Regions from separate parts of the Mus musculus genome. Here regions 1 and 3 are each linked to region 2. Evidence: chromatin loops called from intact Hi-C (ENCODE). Cell type or tissue: heart. All regions are shown on one strand. Each heading gives the region's core, and the rest is flanking DNA. Links, peaks and the distances in the headings are about the cores only.

What was found. Hi-C counts contacts between places; a loop is a spot of excess contacts. Peaks named below come from ENCODE experiments on the same cell type or tissue, not always from the same donor. Only the 100,000 strongest peaks of a DNase experiment are listed, where the experiment ranks them.
Region 1: a loop joins it to region 2, with 4 times the contacts of the local background. A loop is called at or near these places in 3 of 42 quality-filtered maps.
Region 3: a loop joins it to region 2, with 2.7 times the contacts of the local background. A loop is called at or near these places in 10 of 42 quality-filtered maps.

What each region holds. Positions count from the first base shown.
Region 1 is chr6:54,582,301-54,590,403 of GRCm38, forward strand. Fkbp14 (FK506 binding protein 14) reads right to left here. Exons shown (of 4, transcript NM_153573.2): 2 at 6,973-7,124; 3 at 3,503-3,630. Among named protein-coding and RNA genes, the nearest start is that of Fkbp14, 6.8 kb to the right of the region's middle. In heart, for the core only: a CTCF peak has its summit at 4,049; no DNase peak of the experiment used is centred there.
Region 2 is chr6:54,971,323-54,979,425 of GRCm38, forward strand. It overlaps Gm24230 (a small nucleolar RNA gene), which reads left to right and starts at 3,329; the gene lies at 3,329-3,457. It overlaps Nod1 (nucleotide-binding oligomerization domain containing 1), which reads right to left and starts at 1,290. Exons shown (of 12, transcript NM_172729.3): 1 at 947-1,290. In heart, for the core only: CTCF peaks have their summits at 1,746 and 3,361 (motif pointing right); DNase peaks (open chromatin) are centred at 1,749, 3,419 and 4,489; H3K4me3 peaks cover 571 bases; H3K27ac peaks cover 79 bases; H3K27me3 peaks cover 668 bases.
Region 3 is chr6:54,914,526-54,922,628 of GRCm38, forward strand. No RefSeq gene overlaps it. Among named protein-coding and RNA genes, the nearest start is that of Nod1, 54 kb to the right of the region's middle. In heart, for the core only: a CTCF peak has its summit at 3,188 (motif pointing right); a DNase peak (open chromatin) is centred at 3,226.

The DNA of each region.
Region 1 (8,103 bases), core at 1,105-6,104, 390 kb before region 2:
CTCTGGCTGTCCTGGAACTCACTCTGTAGACCAGGCTGGCCTCGAACTCATAAATATGCCTGCCTCTGCCTCACAAGTGCTGGGATTAAAGGCATGCACGACCACTGCCTGGCTGGCTTTAAGCTTTCCTAATCAAGAGGTTTGAAACAATTATGTGCTAGAATCAAATCAGCTTTCTCTGATGAAACAAATAAGCAAACAAAGTGCCGTCGGCAGTGGGGCCTACAGAGTGACCACTAGCCCCAACTGTCCCGTAGCTGTGTTCCTTGGCCAGCTTGGCTCAGCAGCACTGAGCCAAACACTGCCGCGCACTTGAAGGATGGCTGCTTTCGGATACACTGGTTTCATTGGGTTTTCTTCTCTTGGAAGAGTCAGAATTCTAGACATCCCTCCTAAAATATGATTCCAGTCTTCCTTTTTATTTGAACCCAAGTCTACGAGTAGAAAGAACTGTGTACAGGTTGTGATGAGGCCACACCAGCAGAGCCTGTGAACTTAGAAATCAAAGCAGGGTCTTGTGAGTGTCTATGTTACCGTTTTCTATTGTCTTTAAAATACAATGGAGGAGTGGGGAGATGGCTCAGTGGCTGTGACCATTTGCTGCGGAAGCATGAGGACCCAATTTCAAACGCCCAGCACTGCAAAAGGCGCATGTGCCTGCAACTCCAGCTGCAAAGAGAAGAAAAGGAGAGGTCCAAAACTAAGGCGGCCAGACTAACCAAAATGATTCAGTGACAATCTCAAGGCAATAAGGCAGACAGCAGTGGGGGAAGACACCTGGTGTCCCGCTCTTCTGGCCTCTCACTCATGGGCATACACTCGTGGGTGTACACACTGCACACTTGCACCACATATGCAAATCACATGCATAAAAACGCATAACCGAAATGCTGCTTCCAACTCCTCGTGAAACTGCAACCCAACCTGTATCACCCTTTGCCATCCCGTCCCCATCCTGCCAGTTTGGACCAGTGATCTCAGTCCTCTCTCCCCAAACTCTGACCTGTCAGTATGTGCTATTTATTTAGGGTAACGTGATATAACGCAGTTGGAGCAAAAGTAAGGAGAGGGAGACCCAGGAGAGGGCAAGGGGCCCAGGAGGAGGAAACAAAGTTATTGTCTGGATTAATGCAGACACAGTTCTGTGAATGATGGATGGAAGCTACTAAATAGTATGTACGTCTTTCCTACCTTTTGAGTCAGAAAAGGTGAACTAATAATATTTGTATTAACACTGGAAAAATACATTAGAAAGTAATAAATGAGGTGAAGGGACCCAGTGAAGGCTGAAGAGGACATGGGCACAGGAAACACTTCTCGTTTATGACGTGCTTAGGATTGATCTCAGAGCCTTGCACATTCTAAAGAAATGCTAGACAACTGAGTTCCATGCCCAGTTAAAGACGCCGTCATATATATTATTATTAACTTCAATCAGTTGATTTTTTTAAGTCATGAGAATGTCATATAATTTTTTGTTTGTTTGTTTTTAGTGAGAGAGAATTACCTTTTATCTTGGACAGAGGGGAAAGGTTAACTGTTAACACCACAGTGTTTGAAACCCAGTGACTCGGACCCTAAATCCCACACTCAAGAAGCTGAGGCAGGGGCTGGTGAGATGGCTCAGTGGGTAAGAGCACCCGACTGCTCTTCCAAAGGTCCAGAGTTCAAATCCCAGCAACCACACGGTGGCTCACAACCATCCGTAAGGAGATCTGACTCCCTCTTCTGGAGTGTCTGAAGACAGCTACAGTGTACTTACATATAATGAATAAATAAATCTTTAAAAAAAAAAAAAAAGAAGAAGAAGCTGAGGCAGGAGGGTCACAAAGTCAAAGCATGCCTGGACATCACAGGGAGATCCTGTCTCAGTCAAAGCAACATGCAACAAAACAAAACCACAAAGAAACAAACCCATTAGTATTGGTCAAGTTCCCTTGGTCCCCAGTAATTTTGTTTGAGACAACATCAGTTCCTGGCTCTTAGAGTGAAGCTCAAAGCCAGGCATGGTGGCACATGCCTTTAATCCCAGCACTTGGGAGGCAGAGGCAGGTGGATTTCTGAGTTCCAAGCCAGCCTGGTCTACAGAGTGAGTTCCAGGAGAGCCAGGGCAACACAGAGAAACCCTGTCTCGAAGAAACAAAAACAAAACAAAACAAAACAAAACAAAACAAAACAAAACAAAACACCAAGCATCCTGCTGGGGCCTGGCTGACTGGGGTCTGGCAGCGAGAACCACGGGCGTGTGTCTACCTCTGCTCTCTCTCCACAATAGCTATGACAGCCGGGAGGGCTTGAGACACGGAAAAACCCTTCTTCCTCCTCCCACCTCAAAAGCCAGGCCTTCAGGTGGCCGAGGAAGAATTTCCCCTCTGTGTAAAATCCAGAAATGCCCTCCCGCGGAGGCTGACTTGGATAAACTTGGCCAGGCAAATCGCCCCTTGGAGAGTTCTCTGAAAGCCGTTCAACAGCCAGTTGGCCATCTTCGGCAGAAACCGTCCACAGGGGAAAGTTCCCAGGACCCACGCGTGTCTCATGCAGTCATTACCGTCATGGAAAAAAGAAATGCTTTCCAAGATCCCCGGCTGACACAGTCAACTCTAAGCCTAGGAGAGAAGGGAAGCGGCAGGAGACTGGGCACGCCCCTCAGCCAACACACTTCCCTAAGCAGTGATTTCCTACCAAAAAAGGGCTGTAAATAATATTTTACCTAAATAAAAATTTCCTTATCACTTACTCTTTGAGAACTTATATATAGTATAGTTTATTTTAATCATATTCTTTCCCGACCCGCAACTCTCCCAGATTCCCTCCCTCCATCCAATTTCATGTTCTCTTAAAAAAAAAGGAGCCCCCACCCCCCCCCCATGGAGACTTGATGCCCCAGAGAAGGAGCATGCTAGAGGGGTGAGGAGGGAGCGGGTAGCTGGGTGGGCAGAAAAGCACCCTCTTAGAGGCAAAGGTGGTGGTGGTTCGGTGGGATTCATGGAGGAGAGACCTCGAAGGAGGACAACATTTGAAATCTAAATAAATAAAATAATTAATTAAAAATAATAGTAATAAAAAGAAATAGTTACAGCCTAGCCAGGTAAATATATTGCTATCAATCTCATTTAACTCTTCGCCCCTCACTGGAACAGGCTCATAAAAGACAACAAAAACTGGTAGAAAATTCAAGGCGGAAACAAGATTGTCAATACAGTGTGTGTATTTGGAAATAAAATGGCACAATCAGGTGTAAAGAAGAGCCGCATGGGAGTTGATACAAATCAGTCTCAAGGGGAAAAAAAAAAGGGAAAAACCCACTAAAAACCATGGGGTCCGATTTATGTTGGCCACTACTTCTGAGCATGAGCCCTGCCCTGGGTCTGGCTGACATACCCATTGTCACTCCTTTGAAGAAAACTTGTTTTTCTTCTCCTGGCAGCTCAGGTATTTCTAAAAACGGGAGCTTAAAATAAAAGCAGAAGAAAAACAGAGGAGAGGCAGAAGGTAGAGTCACCTCATGCTTAGAGAGTCTCCAGTCGTCATTGAGGTCCATTTCTTGAAACGACTCGTGGGACCTTGGGCCATTTCGAATTTCCAGGAGGTCAATGTTGAATATCAGTGTGCTCTCTGGAGGGATTTTACCTGATATGAGGAGGTGGGGAAATTTTTATTTACAAGATCTAAAAGTATTCATAACAAAATCAATTACAGTAGCAGACATTCTAACTACATTCAATGAAGAGGTGCTCTACAATGGTCACAGATAGTAGAAATCACTTATTTCTAGATCATACTTTACCCAGGAAAGAAAAGTAGAACAGAGGGAGGAATAACCAACCCAAACTGGCAGAAGAAAAGCACGCGTTTGGGTAGCAGTAAAAACACACACAGGTGGATATGATAAAGGCCTTGACACTAATTTTCAAATACAATTCAGGCCCTTCATGTCACACTTCAAGAATGACTTCTAAAGGACTTGAGTAATTCAGACTGAATTACATTATAAAAGATTTGTTAATTTAGATCAGAAAATCTTGACCCTCAAGTACACAGGGCTGTCACTACAGTGTCTACCACTGGGAGGCAGTATTTAATAGTGGGAGCTCTGTGAACATGGAGCGCAACTGAACTTCAACTTCACATCTGCCACCTCTCGCTTCTGTCCCTTATCTGTAAAATGATTGACAATTTTCTACCTTAGGTATCATGGAGAGGACAAAGGGGGAATATCCATAAAAAAATAATACCCTTGGGGTTATTCTTGATAAATAGGGATTGATGTTTCATGGTTTTAAAAATAATAAAGGAACATTCAAATTTTTCAACGACTTCGGATACCTCCTGACATAGGACTTTATGCATTTATTTGTTGAGACATTTAATCAGAAAAGGGAAATCTAAATCAACTTCTGAAAGGAAACTAACACATCTTTAAAAGTTAAAAAAAAAACAACTTGTTAAAAATCTGGGGATACAAACAAACAAACAAAAAACCCTAAGAGTCAAAGAAACAAACTTTCTTGGAATTTTAGGCTTTTTGTTGTTGTTGTTCAAACTTGCTTTCTCTATTTAATATAAAGGTCAGGGTACAGAGGTCAAGATACACTTGTTAGACAAGACTTCACTGTGTCCCCATTTCCTCAAAGTTCTATGAAAGGGTAGTCAGTTTCTAAGAGAAAAACACTCACAGGATGAGCCAAAGCTTACCGTTGCCGATGGAGACAGGGAAGGGACATGCATAGACCGGTGGGAAAGCTGGTATCTTTCCAAGGAGGCATGCAAGCATGTACTAAAATACTACAAAATTAGTGGAAGAATTAGTTCCATGACACCAAAGGAAACAACTCAGCCTTAGATCTCTGCATGCTACGAAGTGAAGCTGAGCTAACTAGGTCACGGACGACGACTACTGTTGCAAACATAGAGTTAGTACTGAAAGAGCAGTGGCACGGGGAAGAGACAGATTACATCTAAAGGCACTAGAGAAACCTCTTCTAGGATGCTCCATTTCTCCTGCAAAGAATATAATTAGAACTGAATGTGTTTAATAGCCATGGCAGTGGAACATAGCTTAGAGAGCCAGTCCTGCTTCGGAGTACATCATAGGCACATACAGCGCTTAACCTCCCTAGGAAACAGGCGAGGAATCTTCACCCATACTTTGTCAATGGCTATGCTCGGCTGAAAAATGCCACGAGATCTAATTACACCACATCAGACTGATTCTCTGCCTGCTTCTGATGACTTCTTACAATTATTTTCTTCACTGTATAAGTACTACATTTTCTTCATAGAGAATTTGTAAGATAGACTCAGAAATGAATGTAATTCTCAGAATCACAGTATACTATTAATATTTTATTCATTGTGATCTGCTTTCTATGTGCATATACTTCCCATGGGGAAAGCTAGACAGACACAAAATCTATTTGCTACTTTTACATTGAACATATTTCATGTATAATTTTTTATTTTTTGCAAATGGCACTTTTAATAAGTGAGCTACATCTTATATGGCTAACCCCAATTATAACACACTCAAGTTAGTTCCAATTGGTTAATAACAACACGGTGGTAAAAGTTCACAATCCTGTCTCTTCAGATATGGCCATTGGCCCAGATCAGATTTCAGTGAAGAAACTACCTCTGGGGCCAGCTGATAAGCATCATCCGACAGCCCGAGCGCTGCATGAATTCAGCTAAAATACCAGGTGTCAGTGCCTTGGAAAAAATTGCCACAAAAGCTGTGTGGACCACACAGATAGGCAGTGGTGGTATACACCTTTAATCCCAAAACTCATAAGGCAGAGGCAGGCACATCTCTGAGTTAGAAGGCCAGCCTGGTTTAAAGACCAAATTCCAGGACAGCCAAGGCTACACAGAGAAACTCTGTTTTGAAAAACCAAAAATAAATAAAATAAAATTAAGCTATTGAGAACTTTACAAATAGGTTTAAAAGCAAGAATGCAACTCTCCCAGTGAGAGCTGTGGTGTGGAAAACTTCCTGGCTGTAACTAGACACAGCCATCCATCAAACTACATCTGATGAACCTATTCCAAAGGTTCAAATCAAGACACTTTTCTTGCATTGTTAGAGCGAGATGGCAGGTTTCCTCTAGAGAGGGAAGCATTGTGAGCTGCACAGCAGGGAGGGTAACACAGCAGTGAGGGTCACACAGCAGTGAGGGTCACACAGCAGGTAGGGTCACACAGCAGGGAGGGTCACACATCAGGTAGGGTCACACAGCAGAGAGGGTCACACAGCAGGGAGGGTCACACAGCAGGGAGGGTCACACAGCAGGGAGGGTCACACAGCAGTGAGGGTCACACAGCAGTGAGGGTCACACAGCAGGTAGGGTCACACAGCAGTGAGGGTCACACAGCAGGTAGGGTCACACAGCAGGGAGGGTCACACAGCTGGTAGGGTCACATAGCTGGTAGAGTCACACAGCAGGTAGGGTCACACAGCAGGTAGGGTCACACAGCAGGGAGGGTCACACAGCTGGTAGGGTCACATAGCTGGTAGAGTCACACAGCAGGTAGGGTCACACAGCAGGTAGGGTCACACAGCAGGGAGGGTCACACAGCAGGGAGGGTCACACAGCAGGGAGGGTCACACAGCAGGGAGGGTCACATAGCTGGTAGGGTCACACAGCTTGTAGGGTCACTCAGCAGGGAGGGTCACACAGCAGGGAGGGTCACACAGCAGTGAGGGTCACACAGCAGGGTGGGTCACCCAGCAGGGAGGGTCACCCAGCAGGCAGGGTCACCCAGCAGGCAGGGTCACCCAGCAGGGAGGGTCACCCAGCAGGGAGGGTCACCCAGCAGGGAGGGTCACCCAGCAGGGAGGGTCACCCAGCAGTGAGGGTCACCCAGCAGGGAGGGTCACCCAGCAGGGAGGGTCACAGAGCAGTGAGGGTCACACAGCAGGGAGGGTCACACAGCAGGGAGGATCACACAGCAGGGAGGGTCACACAGGGTTACCTTTTCCTTCTTTGCCATAGCCCAGGGCAGGAGGAACGGTGAGCTTTCGCTTCTCTCCCACACACATTCCCTTCAAGCCTTGGTCCCAGCCTTTGAGAACCTCCAGTATGCCCAGGGTGAACCAGACAGGCTGACCATTGTTATGTTTGTGACTGCCAGAAAGGAAACACAGCAGAATTTTAAAAGCTCATTTTGTTCTTAACCACTAGGAATTGAAGCCAGAGCCCTGTGCATGCTAGGTAAGCACTCTATACATTAGAGATGTGTGTGTGTGTGTGTGTGTGTGTGTGTGTGTGTGACTTAAAAGCAAAGATTCTTGCTGTGCTTCATGTGTTTCTACCCATCAGTGGTTAAGCTTATGAACTTAGAAATGAAAGGAAACAGCAATTCTTGGATTAAAAACACACACACCTAAGTCGTCTTCATAGCAGTTCAATTTCCTGCCCACTTTTCTTGCTGCAAAATTCATAAATTGAGCCAGCTTAAGAAGGGCAGAGAAAATAGTAAAAAAAAACTTAATTTGAACATATACTTTAAAGTAAGTATTATCGTAAATTTGTCTCTAATGCCAACGACAATCCTATCATTGATAGGTGTACTGGCTAGTTTTGTGTCAACTTGACACAGCTGGAGTTATCACAGAGAAAGGAGCTTCAGTTGAGGAAATACCTCCATGAGATCCAACTGTAAGGCATTTTCTCAATTAGTGATCAAGGGGGAAAGGCCCCTTGTGGGTGGGACCATCTCTGGGCCGGCAGTCTTGGGTTCTATAAGAGAGCAGGCTGAGCAAACCAGGGGAAGCAAGCCAGTAAAGAACATCCCTCCATGGCCTCTGCATCAGCTCCTGCTTCCTGACCTGCTTGAGTTCCAGTCCTGACTTCCTTTGGTGATGAACAGCAGCATGGAAGTGTAAGTCGAATAAACCCTTTCCTCCCCAACTTGCTTCTTGGTCATGATGTTTGTGCAGGAATAGAAACCCTGACTAAGACAATAGGTATTCTTGGAAAATTGTCCCCAGGATTTGGTCCTCTGTCCTTCAAACCACAAGGAGGGCAAATCCACAGTAGTTGCACATAACCTACTGTATACATTATACCATCTTTAGATTGCACAGACTATAATGTAAATGCA
Region 2 (8,103 bases), core at 1,382-6,381:
AAGGGTCCTCCCTCTCCCACCTCTCTGCCTTGGGTTTTTAGTCTGCCTCTCTCCTGGCCAGCATACCTGTCTGTTTTCCAGTGGCTCCTGGATCACAACTACCACACAGATCTCTGCTCCCAGGTACAACAGAGGAACCTCTCCTCTCCAACAGATGTCCTGGAAGTTACCCATACACTCCAGGTATCCTTAACATCTAAAGCAGGAAGGCTGCTTTTAGGAAGGCAATCAGACTCCATTCTATACCTTTGGCTTCACCCTTAAAGGATGGAGGGCACTTGTCAAGGGTTCTCTGGCCTCCCGAGGCAATTTCGAACACCAATAACTTAGGCAAATAACAAAGGTGCTTTGCAGTCTGTCCACTTTTATGCTTTTTACAGTCTATGAAAACACTGCACACTCGAGGACTTTTTTTCAGTTTGATATTCGGGCAACTCTGCCAAGCAAGCATTGTCTTGCTTCCTTCTTTTGTATCCCATGAAACTCAAGGGAAGTTCTCCTTTGGCTCCAGGACCATAGGAGGTTCCTGGAAGCAGCCAGCCTGTCTGCAGCACGCGCTCAGGAAGGTCCAGGTCAGCAGGCACTTTCTTTTGAAGGCTGCCTGCCCATTGGTCTCAGACTCCTAACCCTACGTGCACATTGGAATCACCAAGGGAGCTCTGAAGCAATAGTTTAGACATTCCGACAGAATTAATTTGTCGAATAGTCTGGGTGTCTGGATTTGCTACACTTTAAGTTGCAGGCAGGCGGGCTGAAAACGCAGGCCTTAGATCACACTGGGATCTTGATTCCGCTGATCTCTGAACTAGGGCTGCATCTGACACTCTGGGTGAGGGGTGGGAGGCGGGGGTCTCTCCCCTGGAGTTTCAGCCAGAGCTCTTCCACAGCAGCCTTACATTTCCTCAGCTGGTTACAGAGCCTGCGGGCGCCAACCCCCATGACTTACCAAGTTGGCAGGACTTTGGCTCAGTTGGCCCTGGAGTACGGTGACTCTCAGCAAGGGGATCCGGGGACTAGGGTCGCGGATCGGGCGGGACAACAGCTGGGAGGGAGGGCGCTACCGCTCGCGGTCCGGGATCAGGAGCTGGCTGTGTCTACGGCCGGCCGCGCCTGGGCTCGGGTGGGCTCCGGGGAGGGAACAGGGCGGAGCGGGCGGAGGAGGCGGGGACCATCCGTAGCGCTGCCCCCCTGTCTCGTTTCCCGGGAAGGAGCCGCCGCACACTGCATCGGACGAGCGGCCACTGCGCAGTGGGAGTGGGCAGGCCTCGCAGTTCGCCCAGGGGTGACACCCTGGGAACTCGTCGTGCCAGCTCTGCCACGGCCGCGGAGAGCCAAGGCCCGCCCCCTGAGAGTGCCACCCAGCGCCTGTAACCACAACCAATGCCGGGACCCGGGCAGAAAGGCTGTTAAACTAAGCAAACTAAGATCAAAATAAGATTCAGTTTGATCTACTTTCAGAGACGGAGACTTTCTCCTCCTCTGTCGTTAAGTCTTCTCTTGACCACGAATATTCTAGAGCCTTTTCCTTTACTGTAAGGAATTACGTAAAGGAATTAACATGTTAATAAACCGTCCGAATAAATATTTTTAAACGTTTTTGACAGTTAAACAAAAGTGCTTTGAGATTTTTGGCCACATGTAGTCATGGTTATGAAAACTCGCATGAAGTTGACCCTCTGAGAAAAGCAAAACCGAAACTGCAAGAACTGTGTTCTTGCATGCGTGAAGGCCTCCCTCCTCCTGCAGTGTGCTGCAGTGCTGCAGCTAAGTGACTGAAAGGAAAACTTTGATTCTAAGAGCCTGATGTGCTAAGACGGAGCCAGAACAACCGTACTGTGCACCTGCAGGGCACTGTTCATTCTTAGCCTTCTGCTTTTTGCTTAGACTATTATTTACATTTTTGGGGACAGCTGTTCCTTACTTGTTATTTTGGACTTTTTATTTTGGGATATTTGTAAATTAATAAATAACTGGAGGAAATAATGCAGATTCATGTACCTGTAACTCAATTTGCCCCAGTCTTGAAGAGCTACAACACAAAAAAAGCTATGGTAAGCAGAAAACAGACTACTAATAGAGTCAAGATACAGAACAGGTCCACCCCAAGCAACCTTGTTCACCGTCCCACCCTGTGCTCAGCCTCTGGCAACCACAAACTTGTTCGCATTGCTAGAAATGTATCAAGACTTTTAAAATAGATGGAATCAGGCTGCACTTTGGAATAACATTTTAAAATTCTGTATTACATTTGTGTGTGTTTGGGTGTATGAGTACATACATATTATGATGCACATGTGGGGATCATAGAACAATGGCAGGGCTTGGTTTTCTCTTTCCACCATGTGGCTTTGGGGCATAATTGAATTCCGACTTGGTAGCAGGCACCTTTACCCACTGAACAGTCCTACTGGCTCTAGTATTTTGCTATTTTGTTTTCATTTAGTATAATCCTAAGAGGATTCACCGAGACCATTGCTTGTATCAATAGTGATTCCCCTTTAATTATTTTCCTTGGGCAGTATTCCGAAGCACATGTTCCTGTAGCTTTTTGAAATACTGCTTACCTTTTTGGGCTATTTTCAGCCTTTGGCATCAATTTCTCAAATGCCTATTCATCTATCTTCTGAAATAGCTAAACCATTTAGCATTTCCACCGTTGACCAGCTAAGTGACTGCTTCATAGCATATCACCAGCTTCTGGTGCTGTCCCATTCCATCTTGGCCATTTGGATAGTTGTATTGCCCTCGTGAGACACTGCTGTGGTTTTAGCTTGCTGATGACGTGGACTTTTCACGTTTGTCTACATGCCACCTGTATCTTCTCTTGAGGAAAAAATGTCTGTGTGTCTCTTGTTCATTCACCTAAATGTTGTGTGTTGAGAGTGTGGCTTGTAAATATTTTCTCCAATTATTTGCCTTTTCTTTCTTCTTCTTTCCCTGCTTCTCTTTTTCTCCCTCTCCCTCTCCCTCTCCCTCTCCCTCTCCCTCTCCCTCTCTCTCTCCCTCTCCCTCTCCCTCTCCCTCTCCCTCTCCCTCTCTCTCTGACAGGCTTTCAGCTGTCCTAAAACTCACTATATTGCCAAAGATGACCTTAAGCATCTCCTTCCAAGAGCTGGGATTGAAAACCTATGCCAGCATGGGCAGACACCATGAACCAAACTCAGGGCATGCCAGGCAAGGACGGTTAGCAACCAAGCTATATGCCTGAGCCCCCTGCCTGCCCTTTCATTTTATGAAGTCCAGCTTACTCATTTTACTTCGATGGGTCATACATTTGGAGTTGAGTTTGAACTCTGCCAATTCCTAGATTTTAAAAATTGGCAGCTACCCTGCCCCTAGAGGCACTGCTGGTGTGGCTGCTGTGTCACATGGGAGTCAGTAGGTGGCAGAGAAGAGAGAGGCTATGTCTATGCTCAGTGTTCTGATCTGTGAACTGAAGGATTACTAGCCTAACACGTGAGCCTGAGATGACCACCAGTCTAGTGTTGCAAAGGCCCAGATGGGTCCTAGGGTGAGGAGTGAGCCAAAGACTGGACGAACTCTGCGTGGGACCCTGGAACTGTGGGCACCAGATAAACAACCCTCCTATGGAGACATGTGGTCCGGCCTGGGCAAAGAGCAAGTCCAAGATGGCCACCAGTCGGGCACCAAGCAGGCCTGGAGGGGAGAGGGGCAGACCATGCCTGAGACAACCCATGCCTAGTATCATAATGCACAGGCAGGACATAGCACTCCTGAGACCACTGCTGAGATGACCCCAGACACACAGAGACCCTGGACACCACCAAGAAGAGCACGTAAGTGGTGGAGAAACGGAAGAGAAAGAGAAGCAGAAGGATGTGTGCACAATGAAGAGAGGCAGAACTGGAGACTGGAGGGTAGTGAGGAACAACCTGATGTGAGTAGCTAGGACCTGGGACCTGGGACCTGGGACCTGGGACCTGGGACCTGGGACCTGGGACCATGGTGAGGTCCTGGCTGGTGATGCCACTGGAGGCCATGTCTGGATCCATGGCTCTGCAGCAGCAGAGGGTATGTTACCACCAAAGGCCCCACCCCTTGCTTGAGCATAATGGGAGAGTTGGTGGGGGTGGGGGTGAGATTAGGAGAGCTGACCCCTCCCCTAGCCAGCACTTAGAAGAGCTTCGACATTGCCCCCACCGTCACAACTCGTCACATTGCCCAAGAAGCACAGTAGAGCCAACCCTGGATTAGGGAATTATGGGTGGGTGAGTGGGCCCAGAGGGTGTGAATGTGAGAGAGCTGGTTGGTAATTTGTCTGCCACATGGTGACAAGGACCAGGGAGAGATGCCTTCCCCCACTCTCACCCCTTGCCACCTATGTCAAGCAGGGGTGCTGGCCCCTGGGTTATGAGAGTGGGAGAATTGGCCTCATCCCTCCCCTGCTACAGCCCTTGGGAAAGTGGGCCCTGCACCCTGCCTTGGCAGCACAAGAGAGCTGGCCCTGATGGTGTGAGTGTGGTTGAGCCAGCCAAGAGGGCATGAGAGCAGGAGAGCTGGCTCAGCCCCTTGCTTGTGACAGCATTGGGTGGCCCATCCAAGGCGAGGCAGAGGAGCTCACTCCAGTGGTGTGGGTGCAGAACTGGAGGGCTGACCAGCTCATCTACCTCTCAGGCCCAGATCCAGAGCTTTGAATTGGCACACCCCAAAATCTATCCCATTGAAGAACTGCGGAATCCATAAAGGGGCTGGTCCTACAGATCCAAAACTACACGATCTCCATGACACAGGGCAAGGTATCCAAGAGGAATCTCAGTGAGGTTCCAGTATTGATGGTGTAGAAGAAGCCAGAGGCCTCAAAGCAGACCAAGGACTCATGAGTCCATTTGAAAGCAAAGAAGTGTGGACAAAAGGGTTTACTGTGACACACTGTGACACACTAAAGCTTCCAGAGTGAGATTTTTTTTTCCTCTCTTGGGGGAAAGTTGCAACGGTGGAGGGCAGGTATTAGGAGAGAGGGAGATGAGTGGGTTTGGGGTCCATGGATGTGAAATTCACAAAGAAACAATAAAAAGTTTAAAAATTGGCAGTTACATCTTTTTTTCTAGTAATTTTACAGGTTTGGGATTCTATTGTTTGTTTGCTTTCCTGAACAGGGTCTTGTTATATAGCCCAGATTGGCCTCATACTTGTGGTCCTCCCCAAGTTCTATGCCACCGTGGCTGGTTAGGTTATAGCCGACATTTACTCTTAGAATCTAAAATCCTCCCTCTTCTTATACAGTGTGCCATTTATGATTCAGGATTGTTTGCTACAAAGGTTCTCCCATTAAGTTACTTTGGCCAGAAGTCAGTTTGGTGTATTCTTGTGGGTCCTTCCCTGGGTTCTCTGATCTCCCCCATCGCTCTGTGTACTCACCCTGCTCCATCACTCTGTGTACTCATCCTGCTTCATCATTCTGTGTACTCATCCTGCTCCATCGCTCTATGTACTCACCCTGCTCCATCACTCTGTGTCCTCATCCTGCTTCATCATTCTGTGTACTCATCCTGCTCCATCGCTCTGTGTACTCATCCTGCTCCATCGCTCTGTGTACTCACCCTGCTCCATCGCTCTGTGTACTCATCCTGCTCCATCGCTCTGTGTACTCACCCTGCTCCATCACTCTGTGTACTCATCCTGCTTCATCATTCTGTGTACTCATCCTGCTCCATCGCTCTGTGTCCTCATCCTGCTCCATCGCTCTGTGTACTCATCCTGCTCCATCGCTCTGTGTACTCACTCTGCTCCATCGCTCTGTGTACTCACTCTGCTCCATCGCTCTGTGTACTCACTCTGCTCCATCGCTCTGTGTACTCATCCTGCTTCATCATTCTGTGTACTCATCCTGCTCCATCACTCTGTGTACTCATCCTGCTTCATCATTCTGTGTACTCAACCTGCTCCATTGCTCTGTGTACTCACCCTGCTCCATCGATCTGTGTACTCATCCTGCTCCATCGCTCTGTGTACTCATCCTGCTTCATCATTCTGTGTACTCATCCTGCTCCATCGCTCTGTGTACTCACCCTGCTCCATCGCTCTGTGTACTCACTCTGCTCCATCGCTCTGTGTACTCACCCTGCTCCATCGATCTGTGTACTCATCCTGCTTCATCATTCTGTGTACTCATCCTGCTCCATAGCTCTATGTACTCACCCTGCTCCATCACTCTGTGTCCTCATCCTGCTTCATCATTCTGTGTACTCATCCTGCTCCATCGCTCTGTGTACTCATCCTGCTCCATCGCTCTGTGTACTCACTCTGCTCCATCGCTCTGTGTACTCATCCTGCTCCATCGCTCTGTGTACTCACTCTGCTCCATCGCTCTGTGTACTCATCCTGCTCCATCGCTCTGTGTACTCATCCTGCTCCATCGCTCTGTGTACTCACTCTGCTCCATCGCTCTGTGTACTCATCCTGCTCCATCGCTCTGTGTACTCACTCTGCTCCATCGCTCTGTGTACTCATCCTGCTCCATCGCTCTGTGTACTCATCCTGCTCCATCGCTCTGTGTACTCACTCTGCTCCATCGCTCTGTGTACTCACCCTGCTCCATCGATCTGTGTACTCATCCTGCTCCATCGCTCTGTGTACTCATCCTGCTCCATAGCTCTATGTACTCACCCTGCTCCATCACTCTGTGTCCTCATCCTGCTTCATCATTCTGTGTACTCATCCTGCTCCATCGCTCTGTGTACTCATCCTGCTCCATCGCTCTGTGTACTCACCCTGCTCCATCGCTCTGTGTACTCACTCTGCTCCATCGCTCTGTGTACTCATCCTGCTCCATCGCTCTGTGTACTCACTCTGCTCCATCGCTCTGTGTACTCATCCTGCTCCATCGCTCTGTGTACTCATCCTGCTCCATCGCTCTGTGTACTCACTCTGCTCCATCGCTCTGTGTACTCATCCTGCTCCATCGCTCTGTGTACTCACTCTGCTCCATCGCTCTGTGTACTCATCCTGCTTCATCATTCTGTGTACTCATCCTGCTCCATCGCTCTGTGTACTCACCCTGCTCCATCGCTCTGTGTACTCACCCTGCTCCATCGCTCTGTGTACTCACTCTGCTCCATCGCTCTGTGTACTCATCCTGCTTCATCATTCTGTGTACTCATCCTGCTCCATCGCTCTATGTACTCACCCTGCTCCATCGCTCTGTGTACTCACCCTGCTCCATCGCTCTGTGTACTCACTCTGCTCCATCGCTCTGTGTACTCATCCTGCTTCATCATTCTGTGTACTCATCCTGCTCCATAGCTCTATGTACTCACCCTGCTCCATCGCTCTGTGTACTCACCCTGCTCCATAGCTCTATGTACTCACCCTGCTCCATCGCTCTGTGTCCTCATCCTGCTTCATCATTCTGTGTACTCATCCTGCTCCATTGCTCTGTGCACTCATCCTGCTCCATCGCTCTATGTATTCAGTCCTTCACCAGCAACTACATCGAGTGCCCATTTTATTGCCATTTTTAAAAATCCCCTTACCTATTTCACTTTGTCAGTTTTAGAAAAATGAATCATGTTACAATTTTGACAGCAGATTTGTTGAGTCTGTTCTGGGTCAGGGGAGAGCAGACAATTTTACCATGGATCATCCCCATGAACATTATCTTTGGATCTTTCAACACTTGACTGTTACCATTTGTCTTCCATCCTTTTATGCCCACCTTGATTTCTTTGTTCAGTACACACACTGTTCATACTACTGTGTTTTCACTACATATGCTGTTCATAGCTTTCCAAGAGTTACACTTAAGCATTTCCATGGTTATCCATTTCTTTTTTGGCTATTATTTTGAGATAGAATTTCATTGTGTGGTCCACAGTGGCCTTGAATGCACAATCTTTCCCCTCCCACCTCCCAAGTGCAATAAATATAGGCACATACCATTATGCATAGCTAGTATTTTCTTTCCTTTTTTTTTTAACCAATTGTGTACATGAATTACAGAATTACAATGTTCCAGCCCAAGTGGGAAATTGTTGTGTTACTTAAGTTAAATATATAGAATTACTATATGAGCCATTATCCTGCTCCTAGGTATAAATCCAAAATAATTGAAAAGTAGGACTCAAAAATATGTGTGCATAAATG
Region 3 (8,103 bases), core at 1,105-6,104, 57 kb before region 2:
CTTTTCCAGATTTTGATCAGTGTTGGCTTTCTCTCTAGCATGTGTTTCCACTTGCACGTCTTGAACCGTCCTCTTCATTTCATTCACTGTTTGTTTCTGTTTTCATAGATTTCTTTCAAGGATCCACTCATTTATTCTTTGTGGACCTCTAATATACTCATAAAGGCTATTTTGGAGTCTTTGTCTTGTGCGGTTGCTGGACTCCAGCAGAAACATATTATTCTGGCTGTTACTGATTACGTTTTGGGGCTGGCATCTAGGCACCTAGGTTTGGGAGGATTGTAATTCTATGTTCTGATATCTGGTCTTGTCTTAGTTGGGTGGGTGCTTTGCTCTATAGTTTCTGTTGCCTTCTTTTTATTCTTAGAGTATGGGTTGCCTGGTAAGAAATGCTTCTGGGATCCTTCCAGATGTGGCCTCTGGGTGTTCTAGGTAGAAATAAGGTGTTTCTTGGTATTAGGAGCTGACACTAAATAATAGAGATTGCCTAGGATAGGGTGCGTGAGAGGGTCCACGAGGAGAGGCCACAGCTGGCGGCCTCCCAAGGAGCTGCGGATGACACTGGGGAGGAGAGGAGAGAGTGAAGATCTGCAGATCACCCATCCCCTTCCCTGGCAGGCAAGTGTCCATGGAATGTCTGCATGGAGTTGGCAGCTGAGACAAAGGGGTGGGGTGGTGAGGGAAGCTGTAGGAGAAGGTCTGCCTGGTCTGCTGGAGGGGGGGGGGCAGAGTGTGCAACACTTGGATTTTGCTCTGAACCTCCTGATCCTTGGCCAGCTTAGTGGTACAGTGATATGATGCATGTGGGGAGGATGCTAGTGTGGTAAAGAGGCTAACTTGGATGCCCACAGAGGAGGCTCCTGGGCTCTTGGAGGACAGGATGGTGGGAATCCAAGAAATAAGAGAAAGTACAACAGCAGCACGGGTAAGCAAACTAGCTTCTTGACTCTGTTCATGGGCTGATTTCAGGAATCAGGGGCCATGGTGGAAGTCCTACAGGGCCACTGCCTCGTGTGTTTTAGAGGGAAGCCGCTCCAATGGTGACCTCTTCTTTCATAGGAGGATCAAAAGAAAAAATAACAAAGGAGAAGTCATTGCACAGGTTAAGATGGTCTCTGGGACAGGTGAATGAAAAGAATCCACTGTTAGACCCGTGACTTGCTGAACTGAAAACTGTACCATGTATGGAAGGACCGATGGTGAGACAGACAGAGGGGTTCTGGATGTAGCGGCAAGGAGAGAACTACCAGATGTGAGGAGACAGAGCACCCTCAAATAGGGCAGCAGCACTGGGGAGACAAATACTGCCAGGGGTGGTAGGAAGCTTAGATCTGACTGTGGTCCTTTGGAACTGAAACAGAATTACAGCATATCACGTGGCTAAAATGTGCCATGGGGGAGGAGATTAGAGAAGATGTACCGGAAGTCAGTTTATGATGAAGATGTGCGAATCACTGGACTACTTGGGGCAGGCACAAGAGTTTGTTGGCTACTAATGAGTCCTCTTGGCTGGTTGTGTTGGCCTATACCTGTATTCCCAGAACCCCAGAGGCTAAGACAGAAGGATCATAAAGTTGAGCCCAGTATAGTGAGACCTTAGACCCTTCCTAGTAAGCAAGCACATCACAGTAGCAGGAATCAGAGCCTTACACGTCACCTAATGAAACACTTGATTGAACATCTAAATGCCACAGCAGGCATCTGGCCCATCCTGCGGGTTTAGTAGCTTGTGAACTTGCTTTTCCTGTACCCAGGCTGCTGGTGGTGACGTCACATGTAAGGCCAGCTGGCCACCTGTGCAGTGGAAGGAAGTCAATTTCCAGGAGTTAGCCCAGCCACTTCCTCCTTCTTGTTCCAGTCTCATCTCCCTCCTCCAGGTTCTCATATCTTTGTATTACAGGCAGGAGTCAGAGCTACAGTGTTATGAGTGGGAGAAAGAAGTGCTAGAAAGAGAACCACTTGCTGATAAACAGAAGCGAACTTCAGCCATGGATTCTGATATGGAAAGCCTCTTGTCTGTCCAGCCCATGCCCTGCTGTCTTAGTCAGGGTTTCTATTCCTGCACAAACATCATGACCAAGAAGCAAGTTGGGGAGGAAAGGGTTTATTCTTAAGCTTAAACCTCCAAACTGCTGTTCATCACTAAAGGATGTCAGGACTGGAACTCAAGCAAGTCAGGAGGCAGGAGCTGATACAAAGGCCATGGAGGGATGTTACTTGCTGGCTTGCTTCCCCTGGCTTGCTCAGCTTGCTTGCTTATAGAACCCAAGACTACCAGCCCAGAGATAATACCACCCACAAGGGGCCTTTCCCCTTGATCACTAATTGAGAAAATGCCTTACAGCTGGATCTCATGGAGGCACTTCCTCAACTGAAGCTCCTTTCTCTGTGATAACTCCAGCCTGTGTCAAGTTAACATATACAACCAGCCAGTACACCTGCTTTCCTGGATACGAGGCCCCTTTACAAAATAAAGAAGACAGTTACAGATATGGATGCTGGTTCATCCCTCAGCACTTAGCATTGCACGTGGCCTCTTGTGTCTGGGCTGTGTGAAGGGGTGGTGTTGTCTTGGCTATATACTTAAGGTTGGGAAGGGTAGCACAGGACATCTCTGCTTCTGCCTGCCCTAACTCCTGCTTCCACTGAGGCAGCACCAGAGGAAAACAGACTGATGAGGTAATGGGAGTCGCTGTTTCTGGGGCCCTAACTGCGCATGGATACTGGGTAAGAGCTTTATATTAATTTATTTAACCTGCTTGCTCAAATAACCCTACAGGAGGAGCATTATTTAACCAGCCTGCTTACAGATGGGAAACTCAACAACAGAAAAGCTAAGTCACTTGTATAAGGTCACACAGCTGCCAGAAGCCCTGGGATTTGAACCCTCAGCACTAGTGAATGACTGACCAAGTCATCTTTTAATGAGTTCTTAGCCAGTTCTCTGCGTGTATTGCTGTCTTTGACGTGATGGATAAATGGAATTAAGATAGTTTCTTTTTATTTAGCACAGTTTGCTTTGGTCTGAGTTTCATGGCTTAGCAGGTAAAAGTGCTTACAAGTGACGACTGGAGTTTGATGTCTGGAACCCAACATGCAAACCAGATGCAGTTGTATACGTCTGTAGTCCCAGTACCCTACTGTGAGATGTAGGAGAACCAAAGAGAAGCCTGTCAGTTCTCTGGCCTGAAGAGGGCAGCACAGCAGCAGAAACAAAAGAAACCCTGTCTCAAGGTGGATGGAGACCATGGAGCCTGACCTCCATATGCAAGCCATGGCATGCACATACCCACGTTCACAGGGGGAAATGCACATGTGAGCATGGGCGGGCACACACCAAGTAAATAATTTTATTTTAAGAAATGAGAGAGTGAAATAGTGCACCTGTCACCAGGGACCCGGTACAGTTGGCTCTTTGAGGTCCTCCTGTAATGAAAGTCACAGACACACACCCCATGTGACTGCAGCTCTAGAATGTACCTGCTGACTTCCATCTACCCAGTCTCCTGGCTGGAGGATGGAGGATGGAGGATGCAGTTGTTGGTTATCGCACTCTTCCTGCCCACGATGCTATCCCATGGTGCTCCCCGGACACAACGCTCACTGATGCCCTTCAGCCTGACTCCAGTGTCCTGGAATGCAGGCATCTTAATTGAAGGAGTAAACGTGAGGTTTCCTGAGAAATACTGGATGCCAAACAGACTCACTGTGCCTTTGCAGAAAAGTCCCTTTCTGCTTGGCCTGCCTGCCCGCACTTAATAGGCAAGGAGTTAGTTAGTTAGTTAGTTAGTTAGTTGCAAAGTAAACTGAAGACTTTGAACTGTGTTCTCACTTCAGCGCCACCAGTGATCAGCTGTGTGGCATTCCCTTGTCACTCTTGCCACCTGATACCAGTTTACTCTCTGGTGGAGTGAGGGTTTGGATCACGTGAGCCTGAAGTCCCAAACAGGATAAGTGTGGTCTTCCACATGTGCCCAGGTCCCATCCTGACAGTTTGCTTGCTTCATCATAAGCCTGTCCTGGCTAACAAGACAATGTGCACAATTGCATCCCTGATTCTCACTGTCCCTGTTCAAGAAGCATTTCCACTCCACGAGGCTGTGCAGGGAAGCAGTTTCCACTGGCCTGGGCTTAGACTGGGCTTCTTCGGGTCGAGTGAACCCACCCAGAGATATGACATGCCTCAGTCAAGGAAGAGTCCAACCCCTGCATACTTCCCACCATCACACGCAGGCCTCCTTACAACGGGAGCCACTCTTTGGGACTGCCAACTCCTCTTGTGGCCATTATTGCCACCACCAGTGAACAATCTTCAGACATGCACATCTGGGGCATGGGCAGTGTTTGGACAGTGTCTAGGCTGAAGGGCAGGGCCACAGAGCTTTCCTCTTCCATGGAAATGCCCTTGGTTATTATATTACACTGTTCTCTGGTTTTCTGTCTTTCTAAATCATTCCTCACACCCGTAACTTGGGTGACAATGAAATAAAATTGCATAATAGGAAGAGTTCTGCCTCGACCATCCCGCTCCAAAGAAATAACTTTAAGGATTTTCTTTTTTTGTTTGTTTGTTTTTTCGAGACAGGGTTTCTCTGTATAGCTCTGGCTGTCCTGGAACTCACTTTGTAAACCAGGCTGGCCTCGAACTCAGAAATCCGCCTGCCTCTGCCTCCCAACTGCTGGGATTAAAGGCATGCGCCACCACGCCTGGCTCTTTAAGGATTTTCAATTCTACCAAAACATTGCTATCATCACCAGCACTACAGTCAGTCTGGAAGCATGAATGTCTAATCACTAGAATGTAATTAAGCGAAAAATTAAATTAAATTAAATTCTCAAATTTGTAGAACACAACTGGTAGTTATTAAGAGCATGAGAATGTGAGAGAAATGTTTTATTAAAAAAGAACTGCAGACATAGTGTGTGTTTACACACACCTTTTAATCCCAGCATTTGGAAGGCAGAAGCAAGCAGATCTCAGTGAGGTCTATTCTACATAGTGAGTTGCAGGCCAGTCAGAGTTACATAAAAATATCTGCAGACACACAGTGTGATTGCAACAGTGAGAGGGGTGTTTGAGGGTCAGTGAGGTTCTGTGGCTAAGGACATTTTCCAACAAGCCTGGTGAGTCTTGGTGCCTACACGGTGGAAGGCAAGAACCAACTCCTAAAGTTGCTTTCTGACCTCCAGATACATACTGTGGCATGCATGCATGTACTGCTCCCCCAACCCTCTCCCACACACAAATACATTTTTTTAAAAGATTTATTTATTTATTATATGTAAGTACACTGTAGCTGTCTTCAGACACTCCAGAAGAGGGCATCAGATCTCATTACGGGTGGTTGTGAGCCACCATGTGGTTGCTGGGATTTGAACTTTGGTCCTTCGGAAGAGCAGTCGGGTGCTCTTACCCACTGAGCCATCTCACCAGCCCCATTTTTTAATTAAAGATATTTCAGCAAAGTATAAACAATCATTACAAAAAATTAAAGTAGCTGTATTATTACTGTTTTGATTTGGGTATGAAGTATACGCCCAAAGGCTTATATGTATTAGACCCCAATTGGTAGAGCTACCCACTGAGAGGTGTTCGGCTGATGAGGGTTGGAGTGGACCTGAAGCTCAGTGGACTGTTGGGAATGGTGGACACTGGGAACATGGGCCTATTGGAGGAAGTGGATCGCTGAAACCAGCCTACAAAGGGAACGCTAATGCCTCATTCCCTAACTTCTGGGTCTTTCTGCTCCATGGCTATGAGGTAAACAGCCTCTTCTGCCATACATGCCTGCTACCAGAAGCCTAGAGGTACTGATCTGATCAGCCTTGGCCTGAAACCACAGAACCATGAGCCCACATCTCTTCATTAAGCTGTACTTCTGAGGTGTTTGGTCAAAGCAATAGAAAAGGAACACGATTATATGCAGTATTTTTCAATGCTCAACATTATAAGGTTGGTTTTACAACAAAAACAAATGTGCACGGAGGAAGAGAGCAATCAAGGGAAAATCTCAAGGCATTAGACACCAACTCAAAGTAGCCAAGTAATTAAGGGGGGCTGGGACAAACCACAGCTTATTCAGCATTCTCATTTTCTTATTTACAGCCTCGTTCTGTTCTAAATTATCACAGGGAGCCTTTCCAGCACTCAGTGCCTCTGGGAACCTTAAGCTGATTGTGGGTGAGGTTCCTTCCATCTCAGGCGATGAGGTCAGTGTTGGGGTGCTCCCTGACACCCACACAGCTTTGTTACAGGACATGTTTTTACCTGTCTGTGTGAGCATGTCTCGTCCTCCTCTAGAGAGGCAGAGCTGGATAATGGCCGATGTTTCACCTCAGCACCACAGCAAGGCTGTGTTTGCTTCTGTAAACTAAGTAGTTAGGTACCAGAAACAGGTATGTGCCATGTCTGGAAGTGAACTGAAAACAGTGATGAGGCCACCGTTCCTTGTTTGGTAGTGTTAACTCTCCATCACTGTGACAAAATACTGGAGTGCAGGTAACTTAAAGAAGAAAAGTTTAACTTGGATAACTTGTTTCAACTTGTGGACCCTTCACTCTGTCTGTGGGCCTGGGAGAGGCAGAACATCATGGCAGAAGGGTGGGGTGGAAGACGGCTGCTCTCTTCAGGGTGGGCAGAAAGTAGCAAGAGCAAGGAAGCCAGTGAGTGACCAGTTGGGCTAGGGAGCAAGGACATGTCTCCACTGACCTAAAGAATTGACCTCAACTAAGCTTCACACCCTCCTCTAATAACTTAATAGATTAACCCTTTGATGAGGCCAGAACATCAATATACAATCACTTTCCCAAAGCACCAGCTTGGGACTTCGCTATATCAAAGAATAGTTTATGTGTGTGACGATTAAGATTTCTAGATGTTTATTTCAAGATGAAACCACATTCCAGAATCTGTAAGGAAATTGGACGGTCCATGGCATAAGTCTGCACAGACTGCAGTTCTAGCCCCTGTCTTGCTCTTTCTTGCACAGCGGAGACATGGCCCCCAGCTGTGCTCAGCAAGTCCACACTTCTGCTGCAGTGTCCTTCAGGAACTCTGCTGAGGACTAAGCACTGCTTTTCATTGACAGAGGTAGAGTATTACAGGAAGCGTGATGCCCTGTAAGCTGTGGAGGCAATGAGAACACTCAGTCCTTTTTGACTTTGCTGGGAGATGCTCTCTGCCCGAGAGAGAAGAAACAAGTGGAGAATCCACTGGACAGGACATGAGGATGTCAGGTTTGTGGTAACTGGAGCCTGTAGGGTGGGGACCCTGTGCCAGCACTGCTCAGTACCCCGAATGCCACTTCACTTCTTCCTCACAACAACCTCCTGAGTTAGAACTCTTCCATTCTCATTTGTCAAAAGAGAAGTCAAGACTCTAACAGCCATAGCCAGCAGGCAGGCTGTGGAAGAGTGGGCAGTGGGGAAGTTAATTCTTCCCAGGTACATAGTGACTTGGAAGGAAGTTCCTGGGTGGGGAGACAGCTCAGTCAGTGAAGAACTTACCTTTAGGTGTGAGGACCTGTGTTTTTTTTTTAAGCCAGGCATGGTAGCAGGGAGTTGTAATCCCGATGGTGAGGGGCAGAGGATCCCTAGAGATCACTGACCCCCAGCCTAGCCTGTTCACCCCCAGCCTAGTTTATTCAGTGAGTTCCAGGCCAGTGAGAGATCTTGTCTCAAAAAAACAAGGCTTCAGACTTCTACATTCACATGTGCACACTCATATATGCCTGTGCGTGCGCGTGCACACACGCACACACACACACAGCTCCAAGACATGAGCCATCAAGATGGCTCAGCACTTGCCATCTTGATCTGAGTTCATGATCATGTCTTATGATCTGAATTCAATCCCTGGAGCCCACATGGTAGAAGAAGAGAACTGAAACACCCCCCCCCCAAAAGCTTGTCTTCTGACCTCTATGTGAATGCTATACTATCGCTCATGAGAGAGAGAGAGAGAGAGAGAGAGAGAGAGAGAGAGAGAGAGAGAGAAACACACAGAAACACAGAGAGAAAAACAGAGAGAGAAACACACACAGAGAGAGAGAGAAACACAGAGAGAAACAGAGAGAGAGAAACAGAGAGACAGAGAAAGAGCAC